Regions from separate parts of the Homo sapiens genome. Here region 2 is linked to region 1. A link is an interaction called in ENCODE POLR2A ChIA-PET data of the cell type or tissue named here. Cell type or tissue: MCF 10A. All regions are shown on one strand.

The links. Peaks named below come from ENCODE experiments on the same cell type or tissue, not always from the same donor. Only the 100,000 strongest peaks of a DNase experiment are listed, where the experiment ranks them.
Region 2: POLR2A ChIA-PET joins it to region 1 with 6 read pairs; 1 of 35 experiments calls an interaction of 5 or more read pairs at or near these places.

What each region holds. Positions count from the first base shown.
Region 1 is chr1:231,754,882-231,759,881 of GRCh38, reverse strand. All of the region lies in intron 4 of DISC1 (DISC1 scaffold protein), which reads right to left. All of the region lies in intron 8 of TSNAX-DISC1 (TSNAX-DISC1 readthrough (NMD candidate)), which reads right to left. Among named protein-coding and RNA genes, the nearest start is that of DISC2, 61 kb to the left of the region's middle. In MCF 10A, a CTCF peak has its summit at 2,921 (motif pointing left); a DNase peak (open chromatin) is centred at 2,881.
Region 2 is chr1:232,224,143-232,229,142 of GRCh38, reverse strand. No RefSeq gene overlaps it. Among named protein-coding and RNA genes, the nearest start is that of DISC1-IT1, 300 kb to the right of the region's middle. In MCF 10A, no CTCF peak of the experiment used is centred here; a DNase peak (open chromatin) is centred at 2,812.

The DNA of each region.
Region 1 (5,000 bases):
CCCCCTTGTCCTTTCTCCCTTCTCTTATTGAGGCCATGACTAAGGGTCTGGAGTTGGTCTCCTGGGAGTGGGACACAGGGCATGCCACTGTCTCTTGTGGTTCCCCATCTCCTGATCTGATTTGGGGTTCAGAAATATATCCTGGTTTGTTGGTAATAACAAATATTTTTTTCTTTGCAATGAGATCTTGCTCTGTCAGCCAGGCTGGAGTGCAGTGGTGTAATCATAGCTTGCTACAGCCCCAAATTCCTGAGTTCAAGCAATCCTCCTGACTTAGCTTTCCAAGTAGATAGGACTACAGGTACGCACCACCGCATTTGGCTAGTTTTGTTTTTTTTTTTTTTTTTTTTTTTTTGTAGAGATGGGGGTCTCACTATGTTGCCCAGGCTTGTCTCAAACTCTTGGTCTCAAGCAATCCTCCTGCCTCAGCCTCCCAAAGAGCTGGGATTACAGGTGTGAGCCACCATGTCCAGCCAGTAATGATAATTTTCATGTTGTATCATAGCCATCTCATTTTATATCCTGGGTAAAATGTGTCTGTAACAGTTATTTTCTGGTCTCATACAGTGTATCTTGATTCCAATCTCAAGGGCTTAGAGCTGACCATCACTGAATTCTGTGACACTGAATGCTGTGTTAGTCCCTACATGACAACCAAAGGGAAATAAAGAATCACATGTTTCAAAGGCAATTGAGGAGCAATTGGCCAGAGGAAGAATGACTCTGCCCAAAAGCATCATGGTGCTGCACAACATTCATCTTCTCTGTTCCCATCTCAAAGGAAGCATGCTAGTGGGAAATATGTGGACAGGCAAACTGGGGCTCTGCCTTGATAAGCCCCACTGGAAAACCATGATAGATCTTTGTTTTAAACTTTGTTATATTTTGTTTGCTTGAGTTTGAGGTTATCCCCTGGGAAAAGGTCTTCGATAAAGGACATTTTGTGTGCGCATGCATACAAACACATACATGCACACACACAATTTCGGTTACAAATAGGACCAGTTTTCACGTACATATTGGTGAAGATCCAGTGGAAAAATGCACGGGGTGTATAGTTAGAGAAATGCAATGTATTCATGAGAAAATTATCTTCCAAATGTGTGATGATAGTAGGCCAACTCTCTCTCTTAGGAGAAAGGAAAAATAACTTTCCTTTGATTGGATGGAAGACACAGTAGGAACAGAAGCCTCTCTCTTCTCTTCTAATCCCTGTTGTCACAGGATATTGAGGTAGAAATTTCCTGTTGCTCCAGAGTTGGAAACTAAAGCTGAAGGACTTAGACCTAAACGCTCTGCATTCTGAATCTCTAATGATGGAGTGGGGCATCCTACCCCTGGGGCTGCTCAACCAGCACCTCTGCAATCAACCACCACTCTCAATACCCACCCACCTGTTGGCCATCTAGGAAATGGGTCTTCATGAGAGACGCGTTTTTCTCCCCTACCCCATGGTTTGCCTATCCAAACCTGGCCCACATGGGAGTAAACTCTTCTACTCAAACCCAGTGGGAAAAAAAAAATCCACTAGATTCACTCACAAAGATTGGGGGTGCCCTGCAAGAAGGAAGACTGACATCTAATTCTCTAATGTGGATATCTGTCTATATTTAGGTTCTCTTAACAGCAGAGCCTGAGACAGGGACCTGAGTACAGGTTGATTTTGAAGAAGTGATTCCCAAGAAACTAGAGTGAGAAAGAGGAAAATTCAATAAAAGGTTCACTGTGGAGCTGGTCACCACACGGACAAATGGAACCCATTGGCCAAAAGGTTCCTAGTAGTAGGAACCTCCTAGAAAAGAAAAAAAAAAACAGTGTGGAGCATGCCTCAGAACTGTTCCCTAAGAGGCTGGGTAGGCTGGGGCATTATCCACCCCCACCCCTCCTCACACAGGTTCCGAGAACACCTGTGCAGACAGGCCTGATAAACCTGTTGGGTGCCTGAGTGGAAAGCCGACTGTGAGCACGGTTCCCAGTTGTGGAGGGAATCGGAGGGAGGCCGAGGGATTGGGACACAGGGCACCCAAACTGTCCGCTGCAGCATTGTCTAAGGAACTCACTTCTGATGTGTTGCTGCCCCGTAAACCAGGGAAAAAGGAATTAGAGAGACCTAGCAGGGCAGAGAGGGTCTATTATAGGGTGGCCTGAGCATATACCATTTGTTGTGGCAAAGATACATGAACTTCCCACAGGAATCAAGAGGATATCACAAAAGTTATTCCTCCAACAAGCAAATCCACTGGGCCAGAGGACCCCACAGAAGAGGGGTCAAATGATTTGAGTACCGATATCTGCCCTCAGAGGAACCTAGTTAACCCCTGAAGATAGTTAAAGCTCTCTTGGCTGCTGGCAGGATCTGAACATAACCCAGGGTGCTCTTCTACACGAGTTCAGAGGATTAAACAGTGTTTCTCAAAAGCTGAATTAAATTGTGATTTTTAAGAACAAAGTGACAACAAAAATAATAAAACATAAAGGATCTGATTGTATCTGGATGTTTACAGCTTCTTAAATCTTATCCTAAACTAAATTTTATTAACCTGGGAACCAAAGACCCTCTAAGGAGTGAACGAATAACTCAGGAGATCTGTGAGTCTCCTGAAAATACACTCAATAGTTTTCATATATGTACATGTGTACACGTGGTTTTGCAATAGAGGAAGTCCATAGCTTTCATCAGCTTCTCAAAATAAATAAATACTTGATCCCAAAAAGGTTAGCAGGCACTTATTTGAGTTATTAATTAGTATTTAACATTGTTCATGTTGATACAACTATTTTATTTCTACAGGAAAAGCACCACTCATTCAAAAATATTATATATACCCCTTGACTCGGAGAGCCTGTGAGAGCGGTTTCTGTCCAGGCTCTGGGCTGTGTGAGCTTCAGCCTGCCACCATGGCCCCCTGGTGGTCACTGTGAAAACAGCAGTGGGTAGCTGGCACACTGAAAGGCAGGTTTTAAAAAAATTTTAGCAACTAGGTAATTGTGTTAATATGCATTAGAAAAATTTCAGAAAGTTAATTTCAACTCATTATTTTCTAGTTACGGTAATAATACATAAATAACTTTAGTTTAGAAACCAGTGATCTAATTTAACCCCCTCATTTTCTGATGAAGGGAGTGGAGTTTGGAGAGGTTCAATAACTACACCAAGCCATATACAGCTGGTTGGTGGAAGAGAAAGGACCAGAAATGACCTCCTATCCAAGGTTCTGTCAAGATTCTGTGCAACTCCTTCTTGCTGGCAATTTCAGAAGAAAAGCTGAAGGAGCATTTTCCTCTAGGGCAACTGAATCCCAATAAAGTGAAGTCAGTCTCTCTCTCTCTCTCTCTCTCTCTCTCTCTCTCTCTCTCTCTCTCTCGATATTCACATATACGTTTGTGAACCTATATATAGCTACATATGCATATGTGTCACATTCACACATTCAATGAATATAGAATACAGATTATGGGCCAGACACTATTCTAGTCTCTAGAAATAGAAAGATAAATATAATACAGTCTTGTCCTCAAGGAGCTTATCATCTGTCAGAGTAAACAGATATTCAAGAAAACAGATGTATTTAAGACCTAAGCAGAAGTGAAGTCATTCAAGGTATGCTGTCATTCAAGGGAGAGGCAGTGTGACTGATGAGCAGAGCTTTGCAAGGATATTTGTTTCACTAAGTCTGGAAGAATGGGAAATAGTTGGTAACAACAATGGGGCATGAGCAAGATCATAGAATCTAGAAACATTCAGAACATGGGGGTAACATATAATATTTCAGTAAGTGTCTATTGCAGATGCTGGTAATGTCTAGTTAAATGCTGGGCAGCTGGGCAGGGGCTGGATCGTGAAGACTTTTAATGTCATGCTAAGCAACATGAATTTTATCCTGCAAGCAATGGGGAGCCATTGAGCATAACATAATACTTCTATCATGGCCTTGTGGAAGATGAATGAGAGGTGGTAATAATGGAATCAGAAATACCAGCAAGGAGACCACTGCAATAATCCAGATTTAAAGTGTTAAAGACCAGAACTAAGGCACTGACGTGCAGGTGAGACAAGTGAGTGGAAATGAGAGAGACAGACAGTGGACACAACAGGACTTGGTGACCAATGACTGTGGGGAGGGATGGAAAGGGAGGATCCAGAGATGCCTCAGAGTCCTTGCTTGGGTAACTGGGTAAATGGCAGTGAAAGTCATTCAGACTGGGGATATAGGAGAAGGAACTGAATGGGGAGAACAACGGTAAATTTAGTTTAAAAGATAGCAAACTTAGTAAAAGGCAAGGATAAAGAGATAGTAATGTTAAGGATAAAAAGATACTAAATTAAGTAAAAATAAGGGAGATGCTCAATAGAAAACTGAATTGTGGATTGGAATTCTGGAGATAAATCAGGGCTAGAGATAGAAATTTGGGAAAAAATAGTATAGAAACAGTATCTGAAGACTCAGAGCATTTGAGACCACTGAGAAAGAAGATACAAAGTGAGAAGAGAGGAAAAGCTAGAACAGAAGACAGAAGAACAACAATATTAAAGAGAAAGGGGCTGGGCATGGTGGCTCATGCCTGTAATCCCAACACTTCAGGAGCCCAAGGTGGAAGAATTGCTTAACCCCAGGAGTTTGAGACCAGCCTGGCCAATAGAGTGAGACTCTGTCTCAAAAAAAAAAAATTAAGAAGAAAGGGAGAGAAGGAGCTCATAAGACATTAAGAAGAATGGCCAGAAATGTAGCAAGAAGACCAGGAAGGGTGAAATCATGAAAGCCAAGGGAAATGGGAGTTTTAAGAATGAATTTATTAAAAATTCTAGACACTGCCATGATACATAGCAGAATAAGAATTGAAAAATGTCTTTTAATTTAGCAAATAGAAAGTCATTGCTGACTTTGGTAGATATTTGAGGAGTGATAGAGACAGAAATCAGGTCACAGTGAGCTCAAAAAGTGAATGGAACATTCACTGGCATAGTATACAGACAACTCCTGTAAGGAAAAGGAAAGAGG
Region 2 (5,000 bases), 470 kb before region 1:
AGTCTTTCAGGAAAGATGTGTGTGTGTGTGTGTGTGTGTGTGTGTGTGTGTAGTGAAAAAAAAATCCTTTCCTCTGCCATATTTAAATTTACTATTATAAAATAAAATGTGTCCCTTGTCAACGTGAGAATTGTAGACATGAGAATTAAAATTGTATCCTAAATCCATTTGGGCATTGATGGCATGTAGGAATTCATTATGAGAACTAACTCTCAATCCACAGTATAAATATAAAGACTCACCCATGGGTAAGTCTGCAATTACATGAGACTCATCTATTTTCTAGGAATTTCATTAATGATATTAACGAAAAATATCAACTTTGGCACTATGTTTGCATTAAAATTTCCTCTTTCTGAACTTGTCTTTGAGCATCATAATTATAAATATGTAGATCTGGTGCTGCCTGATCCATTAGGCATACAGCATGTGGTTATTTAAATAGAAATTAAATAATTAATTATTAATTATTCAAAATGAAATAAAATTAAGAATTGAGATACTCGATCACATAAAACACAATTTCAGTGCTTAGTATTTCTCTGTATCTTGTGACTACCTGATTTATGTGCACTGCAGAAAATTTTTATATTTATGTTCACTGCAGAAAATTCTATTGTTTAATGTTTATACAGACATTCAGAAACCTGAAATGAATAGTCTTTTAAAAGTATAAAATATTTGTAAATAATTGTGCTTCAAATTTCTTATCTTACACATTTTTAGAGTTATCATTGCCATCATTATCGTTGTTAGATTTTTTTTTTTAATGACAGCTATGTAAATAGAAAGGATATGTACTTTGGAGCTGAGTAGCCCTGGGTTCAAATTTACCTACTATCCATCAATTGGGTAAGTCAATTAATATTGCTGAGTCTCAGTTTCCCCTACTGTAAAATGGGGAGAATACTTTGAAATTACTTTGAAAAAGCTTCATGGAAATTAGATACATTAGTGCCTCTAAAAAATCCAGCCTGATGTTTGGCACTTGGTAGTGACCTTATGATAATTATTATGGTTTTCTTTCTTAAAAAAAAAAAAGTTTGCTCTCTGCAGGCATGTTTTCATGAAATTTCTAGCTTACAGCATTAGAATTTCCCCCATTCATTTTGATATATTTGTTAATTATCCCATTTGCACGTGCCTGAAATCATTTTTAAGTTATGTTATTCTCTGGTTTCTCTTCAGACCATATGAATCTTTCGCCTTATAACTGTTTTGACAGTGGCAAATGAGTTGATTTCCTTCTTCATTCTCCTCTTTTTGGTTAAGCTTCTAAGATACGTTACTGAAAAGGAATTAGAAGAAATTAAACTAAACCTAGATTTCAGTATTCAATATGAAAGACAGAGTGGTTATAAATCTGGACCAAAGCCTATTGCTACTGTAGTTAAGAGACTAATCTCTCTCTGCGAAGATCCTTGAGAATCATTTATAGAAGAGCCTTTTGAGATGCTTTGAAACATCAGAAGGAAACTCATCCAAAAATGAGTTGGCTCAGGAGTGCCAATTAGTCCTGCATTTGATCTGTAGCAGATGACAGGCATTTCAGCCTGAAGAGCTACACACAGACCGCTGGGGGTAAGCCCTCTTCCCATCCGGAAAGTTGCCTAAGCCCCACTGAAAGGGCTGATGTTGAGTTCCAGGTTCTGCCTCCTTTGACCAAAACTCACTGAAGGACAATTCCTTAACTCTTAAAGATCCTGTGAGGGTAAGCATAGTTATGAAGAAGACAAAAGGCAGGTCCAACAATACAGCTTTTGGGCAGCTGGCCAGGAATTTAAAAGCTGCGATTTAAATAACTAAACAAAATTCTCCTGGGAGACCAGGAAGCTTAGAAAATACCCGGTCTCACTCTCCATTGACAAAACAGCAAATGTAGACCATGCCATTCCAAGTAAGGCAATTCCAGTCACTTCTGGGTTTTATTTATTTTTAATGTATTAATCTGGGTTTGTCCAGACAGCTGCCTTAGCCCCCAGTTTTGAATTTAAAAATCTACCCATGGATCCTCCAATCCACAACGACCCGATCCTGAATACCTCAAGGAGAAGAGACACGTACAGTCACCATAATTTTTATCCTTTATCTTAAAGAACTTATATTGGTGGATGAATTAGATGACAAATTTGAATAATATATTACTAATTTTTATTATTAATTATTAATATACTATTCACTATATATTATTCAATTATACATCTTTTATCTATTTCTATATATGTACACATATGCATATGTGTGTATTATTTTCTGGACAGTGGGTGTTTTTAGCTTTCATGGACAGTGATTTCCTTTCAGAAGTAGAAAATGCATATTTGGGATTTTCAGGTGGGGAATGCAATGTTCTGTCTCCAAAGCTGGTCCCTAGAGACAGGGAAACCCCCCCCCACAGGCCCTCCCTAACAAGAAAATGACCTCCCACTGAATATAATTTGCAGAGAAGCAGCTAAGCCTGAGCAGCAGGTACAGAGTGGTTCCCAGGCTGCTGCTGCTGTTGCTGATTACAAAAAAAAAAAAAAAAAAAAAAAAAAACACCAAACCATGCCTCTGCACAGATGTGTGACAGCTTTGGAAAGGAGTGCAGCTCCTGCCCACCTGCTGTGCTCCATTTCAGAACGGGGCTTTCATTTAAAAGTCAAAGCCTGGTTAGCTTTTTACCTGTGAACCTTATTGCATCAATTGCCACCCAGATTGCAAGTGTTTTGGTTGCGGGGAGAGAGGAGCCAGGAGAGGCCTCTCCCTTCTCTTCAATGAGGAGAGCTCACCGCTTCAGAATGGCAGGGCAGTCACAGCCCAAGGGCACTTTCTTAAACTGCTCAGCACCCCAGGCTCATAAACAAAAGCCTCTCGGCTAAACCACACAGACAGGAAGCGGAGCCATCATCCCTGCATTTGGCTCTGAGACAAATGACTCAATAAGGGACTCAAGCTATTAGAAAATCACTTGGGCTTAAATGAAAATTCAAATGAGAGAAATGAGGGCGAGATGTTAAAAATGGGTTTTAAAATGAAAAAAACAACTGGGGACCGAGAGAATGAAATAACAGACACAAAGCCCAAAGAGAAACCATATCAAACTGAGGACAGTAGAAATTTGGAGTCGCTGTCCTGGGCATGGTGATATTCGTGTTACAGAACCAATCCGGCATCCACTCGCCCGGTGCAATGAAACCAGGCGCTCACACGGAGGTTTCTGCCGTGATAGGAAGGCATTTACTGTAGGGCATCAAGCAAGGAGAATCAGGGCAGCTCAGGCTTATAGACCCAAACTCCCTAATGGCTTGCAGGTAAGGGTTTTTAAAGGAGGGGTAAATTTCAGGAGAGCTGACACTATTGGCAAAATGATCAATCAACACATTAAAGTTACGCATTGGTTTTGGACTAAAAGTGCGGATATCTTGAAGCACCGGCTTGCAAGGCAGAGGTAGATTTAAAGATCTTCTGATTTGCAATTGATTAAGGAAGAGAAGCTTTGTTTGAAAATTGTGGGTCAGTAGAAAAATGTTAGGGTAGTGACTGTCTCCAAGCCCCTTAGGAAGAACCTTAGAACAAAGAGCCATAGTTAAAGTTTAGTCTTCACTTCCCCCTCATCTGGGGTCTAAGTGCCAGTGGATCAGTCCTGTGGGGGTCCCAGCCTCTGAAAGACAACTCGGGGACATATGTTAAGATGTTATCTTTAATTTCCATAGGGAGAGCAAACATCTCTGGGACTCTAACTTCTTTAGCTATTGTTTTAGGCTACTTTTACCTTCTTGTTTAACAGGTTACTTATTTACTTCTCAGGGCTAGCTAGGTGCCTGGAATTTCCCGGGAAGGAACTCAGGATTTTCCTTTATTTCCATGCTTGGGGTCTGTAGGCCCCTAAAAGAGGGGGTCCCTCCTCTGTCTCACCCAGAGGTTTACAGGGATTGATTGGGTGATACAATTTGCTGGAGAGGGTCAGAGAAAACAAGATTATACTCAAAACAGTTGTATCACCACCTTAGTTATTATTCTCTCTCGTATAAATTATGAACATAGACTGCATTTCCCTGCCTCTAATCTGTCTCTCTCCTCTCTTTTCTTCCTTCTCTCCTACCTTTCTGCCTTCCATCTACTCACTCATAATCCATTCAAAAATATTATTGAGCATCTACTACATATCAGGCATTTTTCTAGACCCTGGAGAAACAGTATTGATTGAAACTCATGGAGCTTACATTTTAGCAGGGGAGACAGACACACACAAGGTAAAGAAATAAACTACATAACATGTAAGGTGATGATAAGTAAAAGGGAGGAGGATGGAATGCAGGATGAGGCAGATTCTAGACAAATAAAAAAAAACAGTGCCCTTTTCCTGCAGGATATAGTTTGGCCTTCATGCTCAGTCAAAGCACCCTTCCTCTAGGGAATGCAATCCACACTTGGACATTCCTTGGCAAGTGGAGCAAGGGCTCCATTCAGAACCTGCTTGCTCCTTGGATCAGGTGCCATGATGCTCTGCAGCCCAGCTATGAAGTGGGGAGTTCATGTGTGTGCCTGTGTGTGTGTGTGTGTGTGTGTGTGTGTGATGCAAAGCTCTATTTACTCCAATACTGATGGCACAGTGTTCAAAAGACCAAAAAACAAACCTGGAGCCAGCAAACAAGACATAAGATTTATTGAGGACTTATACACAGGGTCATCCAGAGGTGGTGGGCTGGACAGGAAAACTGCTACTGTTTATAAAAAGCATGCAGTTTATATAGCATTTTCACTTATCAACCTCTGCCTAGCAGCCTCCATTTCAACCAAAACAAAGGGCCTTGATCCGCTGTACAGCCTGCATTCCAAGGGATGGGCCAGGGGCTAGGATGTTCTTCATAGATAAGGAGTGAATCTCTAGGTTGGCCACTCTTGGATTTCGTAGCTTGGAACTACAAACACACATACGTCTCAGATCAGAGGGTCATTCTTAGGATATGCTTAAGTTATTGCTGTTCAGTGCTTCTGCCATACAGTGTGATTTTACGGAA